Linked DNA regions of Homo sapiens: region 2 is linked to region 1. A link is a contact called in ENCODE Hi-C data. All regions are on one chromosome and are shown on one strand. Each heading gives the region's core, a stretch centred on a gene start or an enhancer-like site at or near the end of the contact. The rest is flanking DNA. Distances are from core to core; before and after follow the strand shown.

What was found. Hi-C counts contacts between places; a loop is a spot of excess contacts on that map. Pooled maps may share reads with other maps.
Region 2: a loop to region 1 is called in a map of CD8-positive, alpha-beta T cell, with 4 times the contacts of the local background. The contact joins the promoter of CBR1 here to the promoter of ATP5PO in region 1. A Hi-C loop is called at or near these places in 2 of 168 maps with a recorded cell type or tissue (CD4-positive, alpha-beta memory T cell and CD8-positive, alpha-beta T cell), 1 of 37 single-sample maps with no recorded cell type and 9 of 50 pooled maps.

What each region holds. Positions count from the first base shown.
Region 1 is chr21:33,914,554-33,920,666 of GRCh38, reverse strand. ATP5PO (ATP synthase peripheral stalk subunit OSCP) reads left to right here and starts at 4,863. Exons shown (of 7, transcript NM_001697.3): 1 at 4,863-4,939. The coding sequence starts at 4,904. It also overlaps the pseudogene RN7SL740P. RefSeq lists enhancers at 4,682-5,291, 5,806-6,113.
Region 2 is chr21:36,066,935-36,073,047 of GRCh38, reverse strand. It overlaps CBR1 (carbonyl reductase 1), which reads right to left and starts at 3,024. Exons shown (of 3, transcript NM_001757.4): 1 at 2,644-3,024; 2 at 1,991-2,098; 3 at 1-602. The coding sequence starts at 2,932. The coding sequence ends at 166. CBR1-AS1 (CBR1 antisense RNA 1) reads left to right here. Exons shown (of 4, transcript NR_040084.1): 4 at 2,563-3,406. RefSeq lists an enhancer at 2,719-2,968.

The DNA.
Region 1 (6,113 bases), core at 3,614-6,113:
TAAAACTCAAAATAAAAATGAAACCATATATGTGCAACCAGTTAACAAATCCTAAAATTGAAATGACCATAAACCACTATTTTGGAGATGTGCAAGTGGCTGGAAATTATTCTAGATATGAAAGAAAGTGTGTCTTAATATGTTTAGAAGATTCAGAATTGTTTAAAATGTCAAAAAGTTGGGGGCAGGGCACCAAGCGCGGCGGCTCACACCTGTAATCTCAGCACTTTGAGAGGCCGAGGTGGGTGGATCTGGAAGCCAGGAGTTTGAGATCATCCTTGGGTAAATACAAAATAAACAGAGGGTATTTCTCTGCTGCTGTGCAACCTTACAGTTTACTTATAATTAATTTTTTTTCCTTTTTTCTCCTTATAATTAATTTTCCATGCAGCTTTTCAATTTTCTCTCACCAAGTTGTGTCAGTTTTGGAAATCTATTTCAAAATTTTTCTAGATATAAAAAAAGATGCTTAGAAGATTCAGAATTGTTTAAAATGGCAAAAAAAAAAAAAGTGGGGGTTGGTGGTGCCAAGCAAGGTGGCTCACACCTATAATCCCAGCACTTTGGGAGGCCAAGGCAGGAGGATCGCTTGAGCTCAGGAGTTCGAGACCAGCTTGGGCAACATGGCAAAAACCTGTGTCTACAAAATACAAAATTAGCTGGGTGTGGCTGTGTGCACATGTAGTCCCAGCTACTCAGGAGGCTGAGGTGGGAGGATTGCTTGAGCCTGGGAGGCTGAGGCTGTACTCAGCCATGACTGTGCCACTGCACTTTAGCCTGGGCAACAGAGTGAGGCCCTATCTCAAAAAATAAGCAAATAAATAAAATAAAATGGCAAAAAAAAAAACAAAAAGCAGAAACCATCTGAATTATATTCAGAGTCTAGAGTTTCCCAAGTATAGTTGACCCTAGAACTTTTTATTTGTATTACATCTGTTAACACCCACACTTCAGAAAACACAGGTTTTGCAGTTTAATTTCTCATAGAATATAAAGTTTATAAAGGTAGGCACTGTGTCTTGTATCCTGTTGTAGCCTCAGTGAATAGAACAGCTGGCTACATGTAATAGCTGCTCAATAAATTGTGTTAAATAATGTGTTGAATACTTTTCATTAGGCTTATTTGAAAATAGTCTCTGAAAGTTTGCAGAGTAGAGTGAAACAAGGGTTTTCATGTGCTGCTACGGAAAGTATAAATTGGTTAAAATTTTGAAAAGCAGCTTGGCCTCATGCATCAGAGGCTCTTAGAGTACTCATATTCTCTCACCAAGTTGTGTAAATTCTGGAAATCTATTCGGAAATTTTCCTAAATATGAAAAAAAAAAATGACTGGGCATGGTGGTGTGCACCTGTAGTCCCAACTACTTGGGAGGCTGAGGTAGAAGGATTGCTTTAGTCCAGGAGCTCTCAGCTGTAGTGCACCATGCCGGTCAGGTGTCCACACTAAATTAAGCATCAATATGGTGACCTCCCAGGAGCAGGGGACCACAAGGTTGCCTAAGGAGAGGTGAACCAGCCAAGTCAGAAACAGAGTAGGTCCAAACTACCATTTTTAGGCCGGGCATGGTAGCTCATGCCTGTAATCCCAGCACTTTGGGAGGCCAAGGTGGGCAGATCACCTGAGGTCAGGAGTTCAAGACCAGCCTGGCCAATATGGCGAAACCCCATCTCTACTAAAAATACAAAAACTAGCTGGGTGTGGTGGCATGCACCTGTAATCCCAGCTACTCTAGAGGCTGAGATAGGAGAATAGCTTGAAACCAGGAGGCAGAGGTTGCAGTGAGTCAAGATTGGGCCACTGCACTCCAGCCTCAAAGACAGAGCGAGACTCCATCCCAAAAAATAAATAAATAAATAAATATAAAAATAAAATAAAACTCCCATGCTGATCATTAGTGGGAATCATGCCTGTGAATAGCCACTGTACTCCAGGGCAAAAGAGCCAACACCATTTCTTTTTTTTTTAAAAAAAAAAAAAGAAGGCTGGGCACAGTGGCTCATGCCTGTAATCTCAGCACTTTGGGAGGCCAAGGCGGGTGGATCACCTGAGGTCAGGAGTTCAAGACCAACCTGGCCAATATGGTGAAACCCTGTCTCTACTAAAAATACAAAAAAATTATCTGGGAATGGTGTCACATGCTTGTAATCCCAGCTACTTGGGAGGCTGAGGCAGGAGAGTCGCTTGAACAACAAGAGCGAAACTCCATCTCAAAAAAAAAAAAAAAGAAAGAAGAGAAATATATGTCTAAATATGCTTAGAAGATTCAGTATTGTTTAAAATAGCAAAAAGAAAAAAGGAAATCATCTGAATTATGTTCAAAAATCATAGAATAATTAAGTTGCAGAATATTCACTTGATGGACTACCCTGCAGCCATTAAAATGATACTTAGAAACTTTTATAATTTGGAAATATGCTTATATTATAAGCATGAATGCATAACTCATATGTAATTTTGCATCCTTTTCTTTCTTGCATTAAAGAAAATGGCAAAATACCAAACTGTATAAAGATTGTTAATCTGCATGTATAATAAAAGCAAACAAAATAAAGAGCTAACATAACCGGGTGTGGTGGCGTGCACTTGTAGTCCCAGCTACTTGGGAAGCTGAGGTGGGAAGACTGCTTGAGCCCAGGAGTTGGAGACAAGTCTGAGCAACATAGTGAGACCCTCATCTCTAAAATAAAAAAAAATGTTGTATTAGCCAGGCTTGGTAGCATGTGTCTGTAGGCCCAGCTACTGGGGAGGCTAAGGTGGAAGGATTGCTTGAGCCTAGGAGGTCAAGGTTGCAGTGAGTCGTGATCACACAACTGCACTCCAGCCTGGTGACAGAGCAAGGCATTGTCTCAAAAAAAAAAAAAAAAGACTAAATTAATAAGCACCACTCTCTCAGGCAATTGTTCTAAGCACTTTACATGTATACCTTTTTGTTTCTTCTAATGACCTATAGGCAGATACTATTATAATACCCATTTTATAGATAATAAACTGAAGCACAGAGAAGTTATATAATTGGGCCAAGGAACTGATTGGGATTCAGGCCAGGGTAGTTCAGGCCACAGCCTAAACAAATATTGAGAAACAAGACACCAAAATATTTACAACAATTGCCTCCGAGTGGAAGAAAAGAGGACAATTACTTTCTTTATCTTTCTCTACGTTTTAAAAAGTTTTTAGGGGGTTGGGTGTGGTGGCTCACACCTCTAAGCTTTGGGAGGCTGAGGCAGGCGGATCGCTTGAGGTCAGGAGTTCAAGACCAGCCTGGCCAACATGGCAAAACCCCATCTCTACTAAAAAGAGAAAAATTAGCCGGGTGTGGTTGTGTACACCTGCAGTCCCAGCTACTCGGGAGGCTGAGGCAGGAGAACCGCTTGAACTCAGGAGGCAGAGGTTGTAGTGAGCTGAGATCACGCCACTGCACTCCAGCCTGGGTGACAAAGCGAGACTCTGTCTCAAAAAATAAAAATTGTAATAATGAGAAAACTGCTCTCTAAAAGGGCAAAATAGTGAATTAACGTGTTTCTATAATAAATCTGAGCAGAGAATTTTTCTTTTAAGTTGATTACAGAACCCCCACTATTACAACCAGGAATACTGACCCTTGCTCTGCCAGCCAGTCTCTTCTCTGACAGAGGAGAAAATTCGACCAAGTTCTATTTAGAGAGAATGGGTTGAAGATAGGTTGTTTTTATGGATGCAGACAAACTATATCCAAGGCTAGTACCCAGTTCTCAGTTTCAATATCAAATTTGCTCAAACCCGGGTTCTCCTATTTTAGGCCTGATGCTCAGATAGCCACTCTGCCCTAGCCAGAATCAAGAATCTAGGTACCAGAATCCCATATGCCCTCACAAACCAACAGCTCAGTTCTATACTCAGGTGAGATGGGGGAGAGGGGAGGGGAATGGAGGGCCACAGGGATTCTTTGCTTTTGCTTGGCCAAACTTTAGTGAGACTTCTGAACCTTCTCGTAGTCCTATCTATGCACCTCCTTGTAAAGTCCAGTTTTAGCAAAACTGCTAAGTCAGTTTAGCCAGAACCCCCAATCTTCGACAACCGATCATCTTTGATATCTGATCAGGGTCTTCATCCTTCACCATCCCCCAGGTGATGTCTGATCACCCTGGCCTGTCTTCTACAAGATTCCTCTAGGTCATTTTAGCCAGAATCCCTCTTACCCCAGTTTCCTCTAAGTAATTTTCTATCCACTGACCCCCGCACTGCTCCTTGGCCATAAATTCCCATTTGCCCATTCTGCTTTCGGAGTTGAGCCCAATCTCTCTGCCCACTCCCAGACCCTGTTGCACTGGTCCTATACCCATCGCTATGGTCCTGAATAAAGTCTTCCTTATCATGCTTTAATAAGCATCACTGAATAATTCTTTATTTAACAATGGGTAGTCATGGCCCAGGTAAGAGAGACGTGGTGTCCGCTCCTGGAGCTGCAAGGCTCCTGGGGGCTTTTTGTTTTGTTTTGGTTTTGTCTTTGTATGCAACGTGAGAAAAAGCCATTGATGCAGGCTTTAGCATGCTGGGAAGGAAGTGTAAAGAAGCCAGTGACGCTGGTAATAACTGTGAAATGGAACAAATGCCACCATATTTATCTAAATGTAAATTTTAAAACTGGGGACAGCAAATCCATTCTACAGTGAGCGCCGCTTGGCCAGTAACAATGACTTCATTTTCAGATGCAGTCGAAGCCCTGTGGCTCCACCCCGAGGGTCCAGCCCTTACCACTGCTAAGAACTACAACTCCCAGCCCGAGGGAGGTCTCTGCGCCTGCGGCCTGACGCCCTACGCCTACACTTCCCAGAGAACCTAGCGGTTACGCCAACGCGCGCGTGCGCCCTTGCGCGTTTCTCTCTTCCCACTCGGGTTTGACCTACAGCCGCCCGGGAGAAGATGGCTGCCCCAGCAGTGTCCGGGCTCTCCCGGCAGGTGAGAGAAAGGTGGTCCTGAGAGCCAGTGGGAGGATCCCTCCTGGGATGACCGGTACCAAACCTCGAGCACCAGGGTGCGATGCTTCGGCTGGGGAAGTCTGGCAGTCTTCAAGGTTATGGGACCTGGCGAGTGGGAGCGACTCAGGACGACCCAGCGTTTGTCCCCCGGGATGCCTACGGGGCAGTAGGCGCGGGGCTGCGCGTGCCGTAACCTTGGCGTCTTCCGAGCACAGCCCCTGGAAGCTGCTAGCCTGAGGGGCGCAGGAGAGGGGGTCTGCCCTTCGCTGAATTCCGGGGAAGGGGCATGGACTAGCCCCCAAATCAGCTTCCTTTGCCATTGTGGTAAAACCTGTCAGAGATCACTTACTAGTAATGCTAAGGAATATTTGTAAAACACATTTCACAGTTTTATAAATAAAATGAGGCCGAAAAGTTTAAATGAGTCTTTGGCTGCTCAGTCAGTAAGTGGTAGAATTGAGATTTGAACCCACGGAATCACCCAGAAGATCGAGTTTGAAAAAATGTTATGCTGTTTGTGCTGCATCTCACCATGGTGCTTTACATATCATGACCCCTTCCTGGCATCTTAGGTAATTTTTTCATAAGCATTAAAAAGTCTTAATCCTCACAAGCAGTTTTGATAAAACACGTTCCATAGCTGGAGTATTTGAAGGTGACCTGTGATCTGTGACCTGTGCGCTTGCAGGTGATTTTTAAACTGTGTATTCCAGCTCTGTCTTTTGATGGGCAGGATAGTGTCTCTCAGAACTAAGGCTTCTTGTCAGATCAAACTCTGCGGCAGTACTCAAAAAATTCATCTTTATTTTCAGATAGCATTTGCATTCCGAGGAGGGTACGTCTGTTGCAAATGATCTGCTCAAGGGTCTGTTAATAGAAACGCCAAAATTTTGGTTAAATATTTTTGAAACATGCACTCCTTGGAAGTTAGTGTTTTTCTGTCTTACGGGTATGCTAGCCTCGGTCCATTCCTAGCAAACTAGGAGGTTCGTGGGAAGGTGATTTCCCAAGCAACTTGGCATAATCCTCATTGGGTAAGTTTACCCCTTAGTAATAGTAAGTAGCTCACCCTCATGTAATATGTGAATATACAAAGAGACAAAAGTAATGATTTTAAGGTTATTTAAAATTTTTTGTTGTTATTGAGTTAAATG
Region 2 (6,113 bases), core at 1,775-4,274, 2.2 Mb before region 1:
AACTGAGTGCGTAGGTTGCTCAATTAGTAGTACATTAGTGAGTGCTAATTGATAAGAGATCATTTTTTTTCTTATATAAGGATATTTATGACATTGTAAATGCCCTTTGGACCAACTCAGGACAAGGTACAAAATGGGGCCCATGGATGGAGCTGTGAGCCCAGCTCACCACTGTTCAACTCTCTTCTCTGAAACAAATTGTCCATGGGGACCCTCAGCATCTGGGGGCAAAAGGGCCAAGTACACAGGGGTCTCTGCACCTTCTTCTGGGCTCTTGGTGGCCTTGGGTCCCGCCATGTCAGTTCTCACCCACCCTGGGCAGCAGGCATTCAGGAGGATCTTGTCCCCTTTCCTCTGCTCACTCAGTTTCCTGGCGTGGATCCTGGACAGAACGGTGACGCCAATCTTCGTCACCCCGTATGCGCTGCTGGGCCAGCCCTCCTTCTGGTGCACTCCCTTCTTTGTATCCTCCACAAACTTGTTCATGAGCCCCACCAGCTCCTCCTCAGTGATGGTCTCACTGCGGAACTTCTGCTGCAGCTCTGGGCTGCAGCTTTTAAGGGCTCTGACGCTCATGATGCTAGATACGTTCACCACTCTCCCTAAGATACACCACAAAGCATTATGTAGAAAGGTGTGCAACAATCCCGTAGAGAGGTGAATGCCAAATTTGCAGGGATTTTGGAGCAGAAAATTTTCATATGAGAGACAGTTACTGGTATGAGTTCTAAGAGGAATACGCATAGAAAGTGTGGTGGTAGTTGCATGAAGAAGTTCATTCCTGCCTTCGAATTTTGGCTGAGTAGAGTCAGGTGAGATTTGGAAGAGCTGCCCTTTGAGGTCCTGGTGAACCAGAGCCTTAGAAGTAGCACAACTTAACAGGACGACAGGACAGGGAAACAGGATAAAAGCTGAGAGTAAGCTGTACATGCAAGTACCCAACTCGAAGCCACACATTTAAATTTTTCTAAAAGTGGCTGCTTAATTGCTGTGTTATTTAATGGGTGGGTTCATCTCCTGTCCCATTACTTAGGGTAACTATCACAGCAGTTTACAACCAAAGACATGTGATAGTCATGTCCAGCACCTTCAGCACGTTGAAGGGGAGTTAAAATGGGCCCAGAGTTAAGCAGCGGCAGATTATGGACATCTCTGTGAACCATGCTAAGGGCTTGGACTTTCCTCCTGAAGGATTTTGGGAGAGGCATGACCATGCAGACAGTACGCAGGATGCTGGGAAAGGAAAAGAGGAAAAGACTCAAGACCAGAGGTGCCTTGTGAGGGTTTGCAATTGTCCAGAGGGACAGGTGAGGGCCTGCTGTAGAGCTGCAATGAGACGGATTCAGGAGGAACTCAGTGGGCACAACTCCTAGGACCTAGTAAATGATTATGAGGGGTGGGGCATGGTGACCTGCAGGATCCTGGTGGGTGGGTGGTGGGGTCTGTGTCCCAAACGACTTAGGGAAAAGGATAGGGATCCTCTGGAAATATCTTAGATTGTGGGGAAAGGCATCAGGAAGAGATGGAAAGGCAGCAAGACAACCATGTGGTTGGGAGCTTAAGGAGTGTTTCAGACAGGTGACAGGTATTAGAAGGGCCTAATGAACTGGTGGTAGTAAAGCCTCCACCAGCCTGAATAAGATCTCTCTGAAAGAGCAGAGAAAGGGTACAGGATGGACTCCCACGCAGAGGGGAATGGAGCAAATAAAGAGCATCTCTCAGGAGACGTTTGAGCTAAGACCTGAAGGATGAGAGTCAGCCAGGTGTGCAAAGACCAGTGCGACAGGGAGGACGAATGGCCATGGGAGTGGGAGAAGTGAGGACAAAGTCCTGAGGCAAAATGGCACATATCAGCTGGCAGGAGAAAAAGCACAGAGGTCAGTGCACGTGCAGCATGGAGAGGAAGCAGGAGCCTGCAGGAGAAATCCCAGGCAAGCAGGGGCCAAATCAAGCCCCAAAGAGAAGGTGCGCTGTTTCCCATCAGACTCACCTTGGGGTTTTATTAGAGGGAGTAATTCTGTGCACACATCTCGGGTACCAAAGAAATTTGTTTTCATCGTCACTTCAGCTTGAATATGAAAGGGTGTGGGATCAGCAACTTTTAGGAGAGAAAGAGAACATAGTTAATACATTGTACCCATGGGGTAAAATTCTATACAATGATACTAAAAAAAAAAAAAAAAAAAAAAAAAAACTTAGTGCCCTCTGCCTAAAGTAAGTCTGTATCTGGTTACAGTATTGTGCCAATGTCAATCTCCTGGTTTGATCATGTTCTAGTATTTTTGTAAGATGGCACCATTGGGGGAAGGAGGATGAAGGGTGCACACACTGGATCTTGGCATAACCATTTTTTCTTTTTGCAATTTGTCGTTTATTTTAAAATCAGTTCAAAATCCATCCAGTTGCCTTAAAGCTCAATTCAGAAAAACTGCAGAAAACCTGAAAAAGATCCCCAAGAGTCCCAGCCAGGGAAACACAAAGTTCCCTTTGGCTGGAAAACTCTCACTTTCTCCAAGGTTTCTGCACTCCCTGCATCTCCTAGCTCCTCCCTCTCCTCCCTAGGGAGGCGTTATGGACCCCGCAGACGCCAGGAGCCCCAGTGCATCGGTTCTTCTTCGGGGAGGCCACGTCCCCTCCCCATACCCTTGAAGGCGATGCCCGCGTTGTTGACCAGCACGTCCAGGCCCCCGTACTCCTTGCGCAGGAAGTCGCGCAGGGCGCGGATGCTCTGCAGATCGTCGATGTCCAGCTGGTGGAAGCGCGGGCTCAGGCCCTCCGCCTGCAGCTGCTGTACGGCCGCCTGGCCCCGCGTCACGTCCCGCGCCGTGAGCACCACGTCCCCCGAGAACAGCCGGCACAGGTCGCGCACGATGGCCAAGCCGATGCCCTTGTTGCCTCCAGTCACCAGCGCTACATGGATGCCGGACGACATGGCTGAACGGGGCGCGCGGAACACCTGCGTGGAGAACAGACCTGGCTCAGGCCCGGGAGCCCCGCAGCGTGTTCCAGAGACTGCTCGAGTCTGGCGGTCGTGGGCGCGCACCCGTGGGTTACACGCCCGGCCGCTGAGCGCGCAGGCGCAGGCCCCGCCCTAGCGGGGCGGGGCTGAACCATCCCTACCCCTCCCCACCGGAACCTCGCCGGGGTGCGGAGCAGGCGGAGAGCCAGCTAGCCTGACTTTGCAGAACCCGCAGGCCGAAGACCGAGGCTGGTCTCTAGCTACTGGCTGTTGGCTGCCCACGTGGCAGTGAAGAACCATTCCTAGTGGCCATGTGCCTAGATCTGAACTCACTGCTTGCCCTTGGTTCTCTGAGGGGTTTTCTTCATATTCTCCCAGCTGTTCAATCATTCCTAGTTGTGTTTGAAGAAATAGTACATTTGCATGGTTTTTTTTTCTTTTTTTCCTGGTGTTCTAAAAAAAAAAATACTGCAGGAACTGCAGTCTTTGGAGCTAGAGTTGCAGAAGAAACTGGAAGGAAATAACAGGGCATCAAGTTTTTGTTGATTTTCCCCCTAAGTATATGAAAACAAAGCTACTGACTTAGCCAGATTTTCCAATAATGGTGGGAAACATTCACTAAATCTTTATAAGGTTACTTCTCTGGGCATTTGCAGGGCCATCAGTTTATCTGTGCATAGGTGTAGGGGGTTTCACAGCCCTATTTTACACGGACAATAACACTCTAGGATGTACCTTTTAATCCCCATCTTAAAATGAAGAAACAGGGATCCATCCTCAGAATTTATAACTTAGTTCAGTGGTGGGAAATTGTTAGAGAAATGCCAGGAGTTTGGTCTAGGTCTGGTGGTTCACAGCACAGAAAGCCAGTCACTGAGACCCCATTATTGTCAGGGAAGAAGGCATTATTTGGGTGCTACAGCCTAGGGGGGAGAGATCAGTCTCAAATCCATCTTCTCAACTGATTAAAATTAGGATATAGCAGGGAAGAAATGTAACTGCATGTGGGAAAATAGCAGGAGTTAGGGAGAGATGAAGAGGAGTGGGTCAACAGGCATCAGGCAATTGTTGCAGGTGAGGGGTCTGGTGTCTGATTTTCCAGATGTGGTGATCCGATAAGTTTCAGTTCCTTGGTGCTATCTGGGAGGACTGATGGCTAGTTCCCTGAGAAAGGAACTCAGATAAGACAAATGTAAATTTCTCAAGTTTTTAGACTGGGAGGGTCAATTTGTTTATTCAAAAGAGACCAGGCCTGGCGCGGTGGCTCACGCCTGTAATCTCAGCACTTTGGGAGGCTGAGGTGGGTGGATCATGAGGTCAGGAGTTCAAGACCAGCCTGGCCAAGATGGTGAAACCCCATCTCTACTAAAAAAAAAAAAAAAAAAAAAAAATACAAAAATTAGCTGGGTGTGGTGGCAGGCGCCTGTAATCCCAGCTACTTGGGAGGCTGAAGCAGAGAATTGCTTGCTTGAACCCCAGAGGCGGAGGTTGCAGCGAGCCGAGATCATGCCACTGCACTCCAGCCTGGGCAACAGAGTGACTCCCTCTCAAAAAAAAAAAAAAGGAAAAAAAAAGAGACCATAAACATCTGTCCTATGGGACAATTGCATGGTTTCAAAGTGAGTGTTCCTCCTTCCTACTTACAAGGGAATTGGGAATAAGGTCAAGTTTCATTTCTGTGCTGTCCCATAGGTTGCCACTATCACAGGTGGCCATTTAAACATAAATTCAAATTAAGCAAAATTTGTAATTCAGTTTTTTAGTTGCACTAGCCACATCTCCAGTGCTCAATATGTGCATGTGTTAGTGGTCACTGTATTGGGCAGTACAGATTTAGGATATTTCCATCCTTGCAGAAAGGTCTGTTGAACACCACTGCTTTAAATAGATTGCAATTACATTGCAATTTCAAGGTAGGTTTCCAATCAGTTGCTTTAAAACAAGTTAATAATCAAGGAAAGACCCTTGCTTTTTTTCAACTGAAATTTTTGTCGAGCTAATTATAGAGTCACATGCAGTTGTAAGAAATAATACAGAGATTCCTTACCCTTTACTCAGTTTCACTCAATAGTAACATATTGCAAAAGTATAGTACAACATCACAGTGAAGATATTGACAACAAAACAGTCCACCAATCATACTCAGATTTCCCCAGTTTGATGTGTACTTTGTGTATGTATTTAGTCCTATATAATTTTATCAAATGTTGGTTTGTGTATCCACCACTATAGTTAAATGAAAATGTTTCTATTAGCACAAAGAGCCCTCCTGTTGCACTTTTATCACCAAACATACCTCTCTGTTACTCCCCAAACCAACTCTAATTCATGGCAACCACTAATCTGTTCACCATTTCTACAAGTTTGTTGTTTCAAAAATGTTACATAGATGGAGTCATACAGTTTGTAGTATTTTGTTTTTGGTTTTTTTTTTTCCACTCAGGATAATTCAGAGCTCTGTTTTGGATTTTCTTTCCTATCCCAGTGTGTGCGTGTTGGGTCTGTCATTGGCTGGGTTCTCTCCACTGCACTAGCTACTGTCTTCTGTAGCTGGTGTGAGTTAGTGTTAGAGTGGATGGATTAAATTTATTAAGAGGGCCAGTCAGCAATAGCACATGGTGTACAGGGAACTTTGGACAGGGTGAGGGTCCTGCTGTTTCAAAAGGCAAATCCTATGAGGACTATGAATCATGAGTTTGAGTCTGATTTATTTTTTTAGGACTGGAACCAACATAAGAATTGACAGGTACATTAGGCAGGATGCTCCGGAAAATATATAAAATATATATTAACAAGAATTTACTGTATGATAAAGGTGGTTTAACAACTAGTGAGGGAAAGAATTATTCCAAAATTAGCACTGGGGAAAGGGCATAATGATTGGAAAGAAAAAAGATCCCTTACAACATACACTAAATAATTTCCGAAGAGAGAGAAACAGTGATTTATAAATGAATCCATAAAACAACTAAAAGAAAACAAAAGTAAAAGTTTTATTTTCAGTAGGGGAAAATGCTTTCTTTTATAAGCATAAAAATAGGGGAAGAATCATAAATGTCTGATGGGTTTGACTATGGGAAACTTTTTGAAAATTTGTTTTTGAAAAGCATAATTTAAAGCCTGTGAATTAAGCTCTACTTGGATGGTTTTGTAT